2 separate regions of the Mus musculus genome follow, and region 1 is linked to region 2. The links are chromatin loops, found by intact Hi-C in ENCODE. Cell type or tissue: left cerebral cortex. All regions are shown on one strand. Each heading gives the region's core, and the rest is flanking DNA. Links, peaks and the distances in the headings are about the cores only. Region 1 overlaps Gm39420 (a long non-coding RNA gene). Region 2 overlaps Grm2 (glutamate receptor, metabotropic 2).

Region 1 (5,378 bases), core at 313-5,312, 52 kb before region 2:
TCCAGCAGCAGCAGCAGCAGCAGCAGCAGCAGCAGCAGCAGCAGCAGCAGCAGCAGCAGCAGCAGCCTGCATTCACAGGCAAAGCTCTTTCACTACAGACTTTAAATAAACGCTGGGTTTCCTCAGCCTGATAGAAAATATGGGCCAAGTTGCGTGGCATCTCCTCCGAGACCCAGCAACTCCTCACACATGCAGACTCGCGTCTCTGTTCCTTCCTGGAGTACAAAGAGCTGCCAGAGAACATGATCAAGGTGTGCACAGTTCGGCGTCTCACTGGCCTTTTACGTCCTAGGCGACAGGCTTGTGGTCAGCATTACAACCATAACTCTGCTGGTTTAGGGGATCCGCAGTGATCAGGAAGAATCATTGGTCTGTGGTGTCCAGTTCTCTGGGCACAGATACACAACAGGAGAAAGTCAAGGACAAGGACTAAGTGACCCAATCCATGAAAATGCTGTGGGACACTTTAGATTCAGATCTTTCATGTGGTTCTCAGCTCGGACAACAGAGGGCCTCAGTGACCCACCGTCCCACATGCCCGTGGGATGCCCTGCTGCTGGGGAGACGGGGATGTTTCCTTGCTGGGAGCCAGTTCTAGACTATAGCTAAGAGGTATAGATCCTGCTGCTGTATCCTGATGGGGTGGGTCAGAAAGCCCCAGGCTCCCTCTAAGACCCGAGAGGAGATGAAAAATTGTCCCGACAGCCTTCTGCCTCTCCTGGGCCAGAAAGATGCCAGGAATTCTATCAATACAGATATGAGCTCCAGCGTGTGTGGTCAAGTGCAACGTTGCCACAGCAAAGCCTTTTTTTTTTCTTCTTTTTTTTCAGCAACCCCATCCCTGATTCATATATCTAGCTGAGACTTCTCAGGACCCGAGGCTACTCCACCACAGAATCCAATTAATTGTACAGCCTGGGACCTGAGAGGTCCATTTTATGTTTGGGGTAACATTAAGAGTGACAGTTACTATGACTCCTGCCAGAGCATATACAAACAAGCCAGTAAATATGGCAGTGATCCAGATAGGGCCAGAGATATTGGTGACAGTACCCCCAACACACACACCTCAACCAGACTCAGGAAAGACCAGGGCAACGCCATCAATGTACCTCACACAAGAAAGATTAAGACAGTGAGCAATCTGAGAACCATACAAAGGGATCTAACCAAACCATAACAGGACCAGGCTAAAAAGAATCACACCAGTGTCCCCAAAGTTGATCTCATTTTGCCCTCTTGGATATGCTCTGTTTCTTGCTAGCTATTGGGTGGTTTTGAGAGCTTTCAGACTGAAATATGTCATTGGTCAGTAAGGGATGGCTTCCGTATGATTAAGGTAGCTATGGTATTCCTCACACAGGCTGGACACGGCTGGACATGGCCATCTTCCAGTTGTCTGCTCCCTTCCCTTCTTCACCCCTTTGAAGTGTCCTTCACCAAATGGATGAAACTGAGGTCTCCTCTCCATCCTAGCATCCTCCCCCACTCCCATCTCTGCTCGGTTCATCTCTGCACCCAGCACTGTCTGCAGCTGCTAGAATCTTGCCTGTGTTGTCACTGCTGTGACCCCAGCCCCTGCAATGGTATCCGGAACATAATGAGTGCTCACTAAATAAGTATTGCGTGAATACATTTGTCTGAGCCAGTTAAATAAATCAACCTTCATGTTCTCAGCACAGACCTCGAAGTCACAGATCATAGACACATGCCTGTCCTTGGTCAGAGAGCGTTGGTCAGAGAGCGTAGTCATGGTTTCCAAGCAACACTAAGCTCAGAACTTCTGTTCTGGAGGGTTGTTCATCTTTCAGAAAGTGTTGAAACCCTGTTGTAGGCAAATATCGCAGGCAAACAGGACTGGCAAAGCCCTACCTTAACATGGACTGAGATTACCTTCCTGTGAGTGACAGGTATATATATATTTCCCCCTGTGTTCCGGTTCCATTTCTGTTGTGGTGGTAAAATACTCTGTCCAAAAGCAACTTAGGGAAGAAAGGTTTATTTTAGGCCACAAACCCAAGCCACACTGCATCACTGAGGAAAGTCAGGGCAGGAATTTGAAGGCAGCCTGCTTGCTCTTCCACACAGCATCACCTCCAACCAAAGGTCTTGTTTCACTGCAAACAAGTGTAGCAGGAACCATGGAGACTGAAACTTGCTGGTTCACAGGCAGGCTTATTCTCAGCTAGCCTTTTCTACTCTTTAGGACCCCTGTGCAGGGACTAGTGCCGCCCACGGTGAACTGGCCCCTCCTACATCAGTTAACAATTGAGACCACCCCCACAGACATATCTGCAGGCCAATCTGATCTAGGCCACCCTTCAAGTTAGGGTCTCCTCTTAGAGGACTCTGCTAAGTTGACATTTATAGCTAACCAGGATCCCATGACCGTTTGTGACTGCCACGAGCCAACAAAGAGGGCATCATTAGTCTTACCAATGTTACCCTTACCAGCATGGGCCCTTTGTCTAAAAAGATTCCAACGAATCCCAGGCCTGAAACCAACCTGTTCCAAACCAGCAGAAGCAAACAACAAATCTTGCTGCTGCCGTTGGTGCGGCTTCTATTTTTGCATCCCCTAGAGGGCGCTCTTCACCAGCCAAATCAAGACTTGCTGGGCAACGCGTACTTTGATTTCCTTTATGTGGGTTTTGTCAAAAGGGAAATTGTTTACTCATTGAAATGTAGAGTTGATGATAAAAATATATTGTTTGAAATTCTCAGAGAATAAATAAAAACATAAGAAGAAACATTAAAACACCCCCCCCCCCAAAAAAAAAAAACAAAACAAAACCTCAAGCCTCCCGGTAGTGGCGCATGCCTTTAATCCTGGCACTCAGGAGGCAGAGGCAGGCAGATCCCTGCCTGAGTTCAAAGCCAGCCTGGTCTACAGAGTGAGTTCTACACACACACCACCACCACCATCATTATATATATATATAAATGGGGCCAAGCATGGTGGTGAAGACTTTTAATCTCAGCACTCAGGAAGCAAAGGCAGGCGAGTCTCTGTGAGTTCAAGTTCTGCCTGATACGCACAGTGAATTCCAGGTTAGCAAAGGCTACATATGAAAACTCTGTCTGTCTATGCTTAACGTTAAAATCCTAAAAGAAATTGAAAATAAGATTATAAATATTGAAGTTTAGGAAGCAGATTTCTGACTATTGACACAATATGAGAATCTAGTCTACTCATATAATCTACTGAAATCATTAAAATACTAACATATATCTGTGCAACATTTTCTTATTGGTTTGCGGAACAGTGATTATTATTATTTTTTACACACATTCAGTTGTGTTATACTTTATTTTTTTAATATTTAATATTTTTATTTCATGGAACAGTGATTATTAATAGGCAATATGGAACCTTCTACCCAGACTTCAGTAAAAGCCTTTTCTCAATGGCTGGATGTGGCTGGAAAGCCAATGTCTTGAATTAGGAAGTAGAAGCAGTGCTCCTTCACCGTGCTCCCTCCCCATGCTCCCTCCTCTGTTTCCTCACTGTGCTCCCTCTCTGTGCTCCCTCCCTGTGCTCCCTTCTTCCCCTAGAAGTCTGAAGGAAGGGCTGCTCCAGATCCAGCAGCCATTACAATTAGCAGAGAAGGCAACTGAGTCTAAACTGCAGATCATCAGATCACTTTGGGTCAGAGGTTCTACCAAGACATCCCAAATTAAAAGAAGAGAAATCAACTGTCTAGTCCAAAACACGAACAGACAGTTCCACAGAAAAAGAAAGAGCTGGAGAAAAATATCCTGAACATATGTAAGGATGCTTAATTCGTCCATAAAAAAAATAAAAATAAAAATAAAGGAACATATTGGTGACAGGTCCTCTGCGTTGGCAAGGGTGGAGAGAAAGAAGCAGCAGTATATAGTGTGGCTCAGAATTTAAATTGGCAAAAGTCTTTGAATAACAGTTTGACAGCATCTACCAAGCACAAAAATGCAGCAACTACTTGCTATAGTTATTCTACCAATGGGATTTTCCCCACAGAAATATTGTCAACAGGGTATGGTGACACATGCCAGCTGTTTGAGAAGTTGAGGCAGGTGGATCGTAAGTTCAAAATTTCAACGTGACAAGATGAAAAGTTAGTACGTACTTGACATTAAACTCAGATTAGGAAATACAAACATAGGGGCTGGTCAGAATTATCTTGTCTACACATAGAAATATTGGCCCCTAAATCCATGGTAGTTTCAACTACTAAGCCAATGAATATGATTTCTCTTACCAATACTTGTAGAATGACCATTGTAATCACAAACAACATATCCTGGTTCATATGCATTTAAGTAGGAACATACACAGACTGATGTAATGTTCAGTCACTCACCAAATGTTAGGGTGTCTGGTGATCAGGCCCAGAAAACAGGCAGATCAACAGAAGTCGCCTATCCATGGCGACAGATAACACTGTCACTGTGCCAACTGTTCAGGGAACTACCACCAACGCTACCACTCTGGATCCCACGCTCAGACCAGAAATCTCTCAAAGGAACATGTGATTGGTCAAACCTGGTCTCATGTCCACTGAAGAAAACAAAAGACCAGCAGGAGTTTCAGATCTGTAGCTGGAGATAGATTGTCTCTTATCAACAGAGGTAAGATGGGTAGTCCCCACTACATGGGGAAGGGCTCAAGTGTCAGGTATCATAAAACATGATTCATGTCCACTATTGTAATGAAGACTACTGTAGAAATCTATCAATGCAATCTGTCATGTTAACACATCAACAAAAAACCAAGCAAACCAAACCAAACCAAACCAAACCAAACCAAACCAAACCAAACCAAAACAAAACAAAACAAAACAAAACAAAACAAAACAAAACAAAAACAGTAGGTAGTCTTCTCCAAGGCTGCAAAAAGCCATTTTTTAGGGAAGAAAATAAACTTTTTTAATTAAAACTTTATCATAAAGCCTGGGTAGAGAGAGGGAGGAAAAAGAAGATCCAGAAAATCTGTTCAGAACGTCAGCTCTTTAACGTACTTGCCCACAGAATATTAAGACAGTTCCTGTGTGCTTGGATACCACAAGATATTTTAAAGCAATATAAAAATAGCTTTATGGGCTGGAGAGATGGCACAGTGGTTAATAACACTGACTGCTCTTCCAGAGGTCCTGAGTTCAAATCCCAGCAACCACATGGTGACTCACAACCATCTGTAATGGGATCCAATACCCACTTCTGGTGTGTCTGAAGACAGCTATCGTGTTCTCACATACATAAAATAAATAAAATAGATCCCTAAAATAGTTTTATAAGTATGTCTGCTAACCATATCCTATAAAATCACAATAAAACAATTTAAAACTCAATATCTTTCCTCACTGGAAAGGAAACCCTGATAGATGAAGTCCAAGTGG
Region 2 (5,378 bases), core at 323-5,322:
ACCATCAAACTTGACATTGAGCACGAAGTCCTTGTAGAGGCGGCGCCCATTGACAGGTCTCATGGCATCGCAGAGGCGGGTGGTGTTGGGACAGAGGGCACGGTGCATGTTGTGCAGAGCGTGGGCCATGGCATACACGGCATTGACCACAAACATGATCTTTGACTCCTGTTCAAAGGGTACGGCCCGCAGAGAGTGGGCGGCGCAGTCTCGCTGCCGGAAGCTGCAACGGAACCTCTCCTCCCAGAACTCACGGAACCAAGGGTTCCTGCTGTTGTTCCAGGGATCCAAGTTCTGGAAGTAGGAGGCAAAGTCACTGATGGGGTAGGAGGCCAGCTCAATGGTGATGGCGCCCTCGGCAGCCCTTTCACTGCCTGCCACCACGCTCTCTAGGGCCCCCCAGCCGTCGCTGGCTACCCAGGTGAAGCTGGCGTTGAGACGCTGGGTGGCTGCAAGCAGCTCACGGGCATCCTCTGACCGGGTGAAGAGCACAGCCACACGGGCGCTGGGCTTCTGCAACAGGGCTCGCACCACACCCTCGAAGGCTGCGCGGCTCATGGCACGGCCCACCTTCTCCGAAGTGGCCACGCAGATGTTGCGTGCCCGAGCCTCGAGCTCGAAGGCCTCAATGCCTGTCTCTCCATAGTCACCCTCAGATGCCACCGTAGACACATACGTCCAGTTGAAAAAGCGGAGAATCTCAGCCATGGCCTTGGCTTGGAAGAAGTCTGGGGGCACGGTGCGAGCAAAGTAATCATAACGGGACTTGTCGCTCAGCTTGGCGCTGGTGGAGGCATAGCTGATCTGTGGGATCTGGAACAGCCGCAGGAGATTGGCCACCTGGGCAAGGGTAGGGAGCAGAAAGGTCAGAGACCAGAGTGAAGCAAGCATTAGTCAGGTGCATCCCCCATACCTATGGAACCTGGGGACCACAGGTCAGTTCTGAGAGGTCCCTACCTGTAAAGACCTGAGTCTGAACTTGATGTGTCTTCTAGCTGAGGATAGAGGGTTTCTTTCCTCCCTTAAGGATTGAGGGGGAGAACACCCAGGACCATGTGCTGCATCCGAACCAGATGCAGGGCAAGGGGAACAAAGAATGGCCTGGGATGGAGAGAGATTAGCACTTGGCTGCACCAGCATAAAGAGACAGCAGGAGTCATCTGGGATACTCAAAGATGCCAATCTCTCTCTCTCTCTCTCTCTCTCTCTCTCTCTCTCTCTCTCTCTCTCTCTCTCTCTCTCTCTCTCAGTGTGTGTGTGTGTGTGTGTGTTTAGTACAGGCAGTCCTTCTTTAGTGACAATTTTCATGGGAAGTTGGACAAAAGTCACCCCAGGAAGAAAGGCTTAGATCCAAGGGTCACAGAGCCTTGGAAGCCCAAGTTGGTCTCCATTGGATGCCCAATCCTAAAGTGAACAAGGGTTCTCTACTCTACCACTCACTGCATAACACCTCATTTCTTAACTTTTGGTCCCTATAGCCAGGAAAATGGGGTTCATCTGAGAGCCCCAGATGGTGGGTAAATGAAAGCACAGGCCCTACAGAAGAGGGCTATGACCCCACAACTGGGATATAGGCTCTCCAATGGTCTAGAGTTTAAATATTCATCTCCTCACACATTTTCTCCCTCCGTACCCCTCTAATAAAAATCTCCCTGCACTGTGGGATTCTCATGTTTGAATCACAAGCTACAGGGATCTATGTGGCGGCACCAGTGTCTAGCATGCGGGAGTTGACAGCGATATGTGCAAGATAGAGGTGGCTGGAATGAGGGGGACACATTCATGGGCCAGCAGAATCTGAGGACTAAAAACTGAGCCTCTGCTGACCAGGCTGGGGTGGGGGGGGAGCAGCCTTGACTCTAAAGGGTGACCCTGCTAGAGAAAGAGGTGGCTTGAGATAGCAAAGTGACTATGCTTCTAGATACACACATGCGCGCGCGCGCGCGCACACACACACACACACACACACACACACACACACACACACACGGGGCCCTAGGGAAAACTGTGAAAGGGGGTTGCTGGTAAAGCACTCCAGAGTCCTCTGAAGACAGCCATAGGAGGCTACCCACCTGTCCCCGTCAAAGCCAAGGCTACAGACGCTGCCACAGCCACACCCATCTCAGCAGCTACTTAACCACCTCTAGCAGTTGGGATTAGCAGGACAGGTAATTGAGTTCCCACCTATATCCCATGGTTCTTGATTAGGGTTCATCTCTCCTAAACCATCAACCGAGGTCAGGGCCTAAGTCCCACTTCTGCAGCAATGACCTCAGCCAATCTCCTAAGGAAACTGAGGCTCTCTCTCACCGAGGTCCCCAGATAGCCCTGGGGCCCTGATTCCAGTTCTGCTCTGATCTCTCTGCACCTACACTAGACACAGACAGGAGAGGACATGGGTGAGAGGAGACCCAGTCAGGAAGGGGGAAAGATCCCACCTAGGCCAAAGCTGCCAAGTGAGCCCAGAGAGTAGAGAAGAAAGTCAGCCAGGGCCATAGTGGGAGCCTAGCAGAGCACCCTCTGCTGACCCCTTGTGGAAAATCAGGTGCTAGTGGTGGTGTCCCTTCCTCTTCCCTCAAATTCTGCATCACTTGAAGATCTTAGGGTGCCCTTCCCATCAATGCTCCCCCCAACTTCTCTTCCTCCTGGACCCAATGCCTTGTTTCTTTGGCTGCTCCTGGCTTCTATTTGTCTACTCTGTCAAGTCCAGACAGAAGCGGTCTGAGTAGGGTTTGAGCCCTGATTTCTCCTGAAACTCCTGCTTCCTGCTTTGCACATTGATTTATGAGCTGCTTCTCTCTGAAGCTCCTTCCTTGTCTATAAAATGGGTTAATACTGACGGCAGCTCATCCCGACTGTGCCCTTATGACCTGCCTGGCTCTTTGATACATGCTTGTCCTCTCATTAAATTTCTACTGGGAACCTAAAAGTAGAAAGTATTATTAATCCTATTTTATAAAAAGGGAAGCTGAGACATAGAGAAAAAAAAGAAAGAAAGAAAGAAAGAAAGAAAGAAAGAAAGAAAGGAAGAAAGAAAGGAAGGAAGGAAGAAAGATCTTGCCCAGAGTCATGTACGATGGGAGCCAGAATTCAGTCCTGAAGGCTGATTTCAGAAGCCGCCTCATAAGCCTTTTGGGACATTGAATATCAGGTGTGTGTGTGTGTGTGTGTGTGTGTGTGTGTGTGTGTGTGTGTGTGTGTGTGTGTGTAACATGATGGCTCTGTTTTCTCTCCTTTCCCCACAAGAGAAGTTTCTCTTACACATTCTCTAGAAACCAACCCTATTATATGGCCAGGGAACTTTCTGGCCATCTTATAAGAAGCTACTGAAAGAAAGATGCACCCTTTTCGATGCACCTGTCCTGGAAGTCCCTACTCATCAGGATCACTGGTTCACCCTTTCCAGCCTCACTTCCTAGTGCCCATTTGGGTGATTCCCACCTACCTGGATGGAGACATCACTGTAGGAGCCGCCAATGACACCGGTGATAGCTGTGGGAGCATCACTGAGAGTAGCATAGGAGCCGTCAGGACAGATGTGGCGTGAGCCATCAGCCCCACGGCTGAGTGAGGCACGCACAAAGTCCAGGGCCTGCTCCAGGGCGTGTGTATCCTTGGAGCAGCTGTCGAGGATGTGCGCGCCCAAACGCACCCCAGGCAGCAGATGGGGGTCGCGGTTGATGCGGTCCAGTGCAAAAAGCATGGCCTCTAGGCGCTGTATGCCACGGTGCTCATTAACAGGTCCACACTCCTCTGCTGGGCCACCCTTCTGGTGCACTGGGAACAGCCCACCCAGCACCAGGTCCCCCTCCAGGGTCAGCACCTTCTTGGCCGGGCCCTCGGCCACAGCACCCCGCAGCAGCAGCAGTGCCAGGAACCTAAGCAGGGATTCCATGGCCCCCCAAGGGACGGCTAGGTCCAGCAGACTGGGGTCTTCGAGGGGTGAGGACAGAAGCGGCAAAGGCAAAGAAAGGAGCAAACAGGGGCCGGGAAAGGACAGACAGGAAGAGAGATGAGAAGGGGGCCAGCTCCTGCAGAGAGATAGAGAGACAGACAAACAGGGAAGAGAGAGTAGAACCAAAGAGTGGCTGCCCCCTTTTATTTCCAGCTTCCCCTCTGACTCTGTACCTCCCCACGTCCCCTTCCCAGGTACTCAGGAGTCATGAGGAGGGTGGTGATGTCACTGACTCGGCTGAGAAACTCCTGGGCTACCCCCAAAGGTCTGTGTCTCGGCTTTGCCCTAATCTTGCCTAAAGATGGGCTCTGGGCCCCTACCAAACTCAGCAGAAGACAGGGAGGGTGCGAGTGGGGACCCAGGCAGAGGGCAGGGGTTCCAGCCATTGCCAAATCCTACATAAACCAACGGGCCTACACAAACCTCCTAGGAGACCAATACTGTAGTAGCTGAGGCCGTAGCAGTTACACACTCAGGGGTCTGGCTCCCATTCTGAGCCTTGGATTCCCAGAGTAGGGACATTGAAAGACCCACCACAGAGAGGGGGGAGTCTCTATGGGATAGTTTCTAGCCCAAGAGAAACTAGAGCCCAGGTGGACACCCAGGGTCCTAGACTATGGTTCTTAAAGGGCCAGCCCTCAAAGTCTCCTGATTGAGAACGGAAAGGAGATCCTCACTCATCCCAGTGAGACAGCAAGGTGGAGGGGCTGGCCTCAGAGAAGGTGCCATGTAGTTAAAGGTCTTATGTCAGCAGAGTAAATAGATATGGATGGATATATATGCATGCCATAGATGGGGGTCAGTTAACCCGGTGAGACCTCTGAACAGTACTGGAGCTGAGTTGTGGGTGCCCTAGCTTTTCATAGGAGGCTGCTGGAGACTTAGCGTCTGTCTCTCTTCACTCACTCCAAACCCAGCAGACAATCACTTCCAGCCTTCCCTTTCTCAGCCTTTGACTGACCTTAGAGTTCTGCTCCCATCTTCTTTACCCTGCATCTGATCTAATCTGTACCTAACGATCCACCTTACATTAACCCTACACAGACAGGCTCTTGAAATCATGCAGACTGGGAGAGGGGCATATCGTTCCTTGGGATTGGTAAGGAACTACAGCTGAAGAGAACAGCAACTACTTCAAGGACCCCCGTCCTGGCCACAGCGACTACAGCTTCTCACTGGACTAGTCTGCTGGTGTCAGGGCAGAGGCTGGGAAGCCTGAGAGGACCCCAAAGAAGCAGCTCAGCCAGGCAAACAGGAGAGAGGATCAGGGTTGAAGACTAACACAGATGGGGCAGCCAGGGGAGGCTCTGATGGACTCTGAGGCAGGGAAGGAGGCAGAACCTGGGAGTCCAGCAGCCGAGGGGCAGGACCACAAATATCTGATGAGAGGACAAGCAAGCCTGAGAGGCTGAGACAAAGACAG

The links. Peaks named below come from ENCODE experiments on the same cell type or tissue, not always from the same donor. Only the 100,000 strongest peaks of a DNase experiment are listed, where the experiment ranks them.
Region 1: it touches region 2 in a loop (6-fold over the local background); 23 of 42 quality-filtered maps call a loop at or near these places.

Annotation. Positions count from the first base shown.
Region 1 is chr9:106,598,177-106,603,554 of GRCm38, forward strand. The region is part of intron 2 of Gm39420 (a long non-coding RNA gene); the gene reads right to left. Among named protein-coding and RNA genes, the nearest start is that of Gm39421, 21 kb to the left of the region's middle. In left cerebral cortex, for the core only: CTCF peaks have their summits at 527 and 2,571 (motif pointing right); DNase peaks (open chromatin) are centred at 2,571 and 3,875.
Region 2 is chr9:106,650,394-106,655,771 of GRCm38, forward strand. Grm2 (glutamate receptor, metabotropic 2) reads right to left here. Exons shown (of 6, transcript NM_001160353.1): 2 at 3,446-4,031; 3 at 3-840. The coding sequence starts at 3,895. Among named protein-coding and RNA genes, the nearest start is that of Grm2, 3.0 kb to the right of the region's middle. In left cerebral cortex, for the core only: a CTCF peak has its summit at 2,531 (motif pointing left); a DNase peak (open chromatin) is centred at 2,560; H3K4me3 peaks cover 2,940 bases; H3K27ac peaks cover 1,994 bases.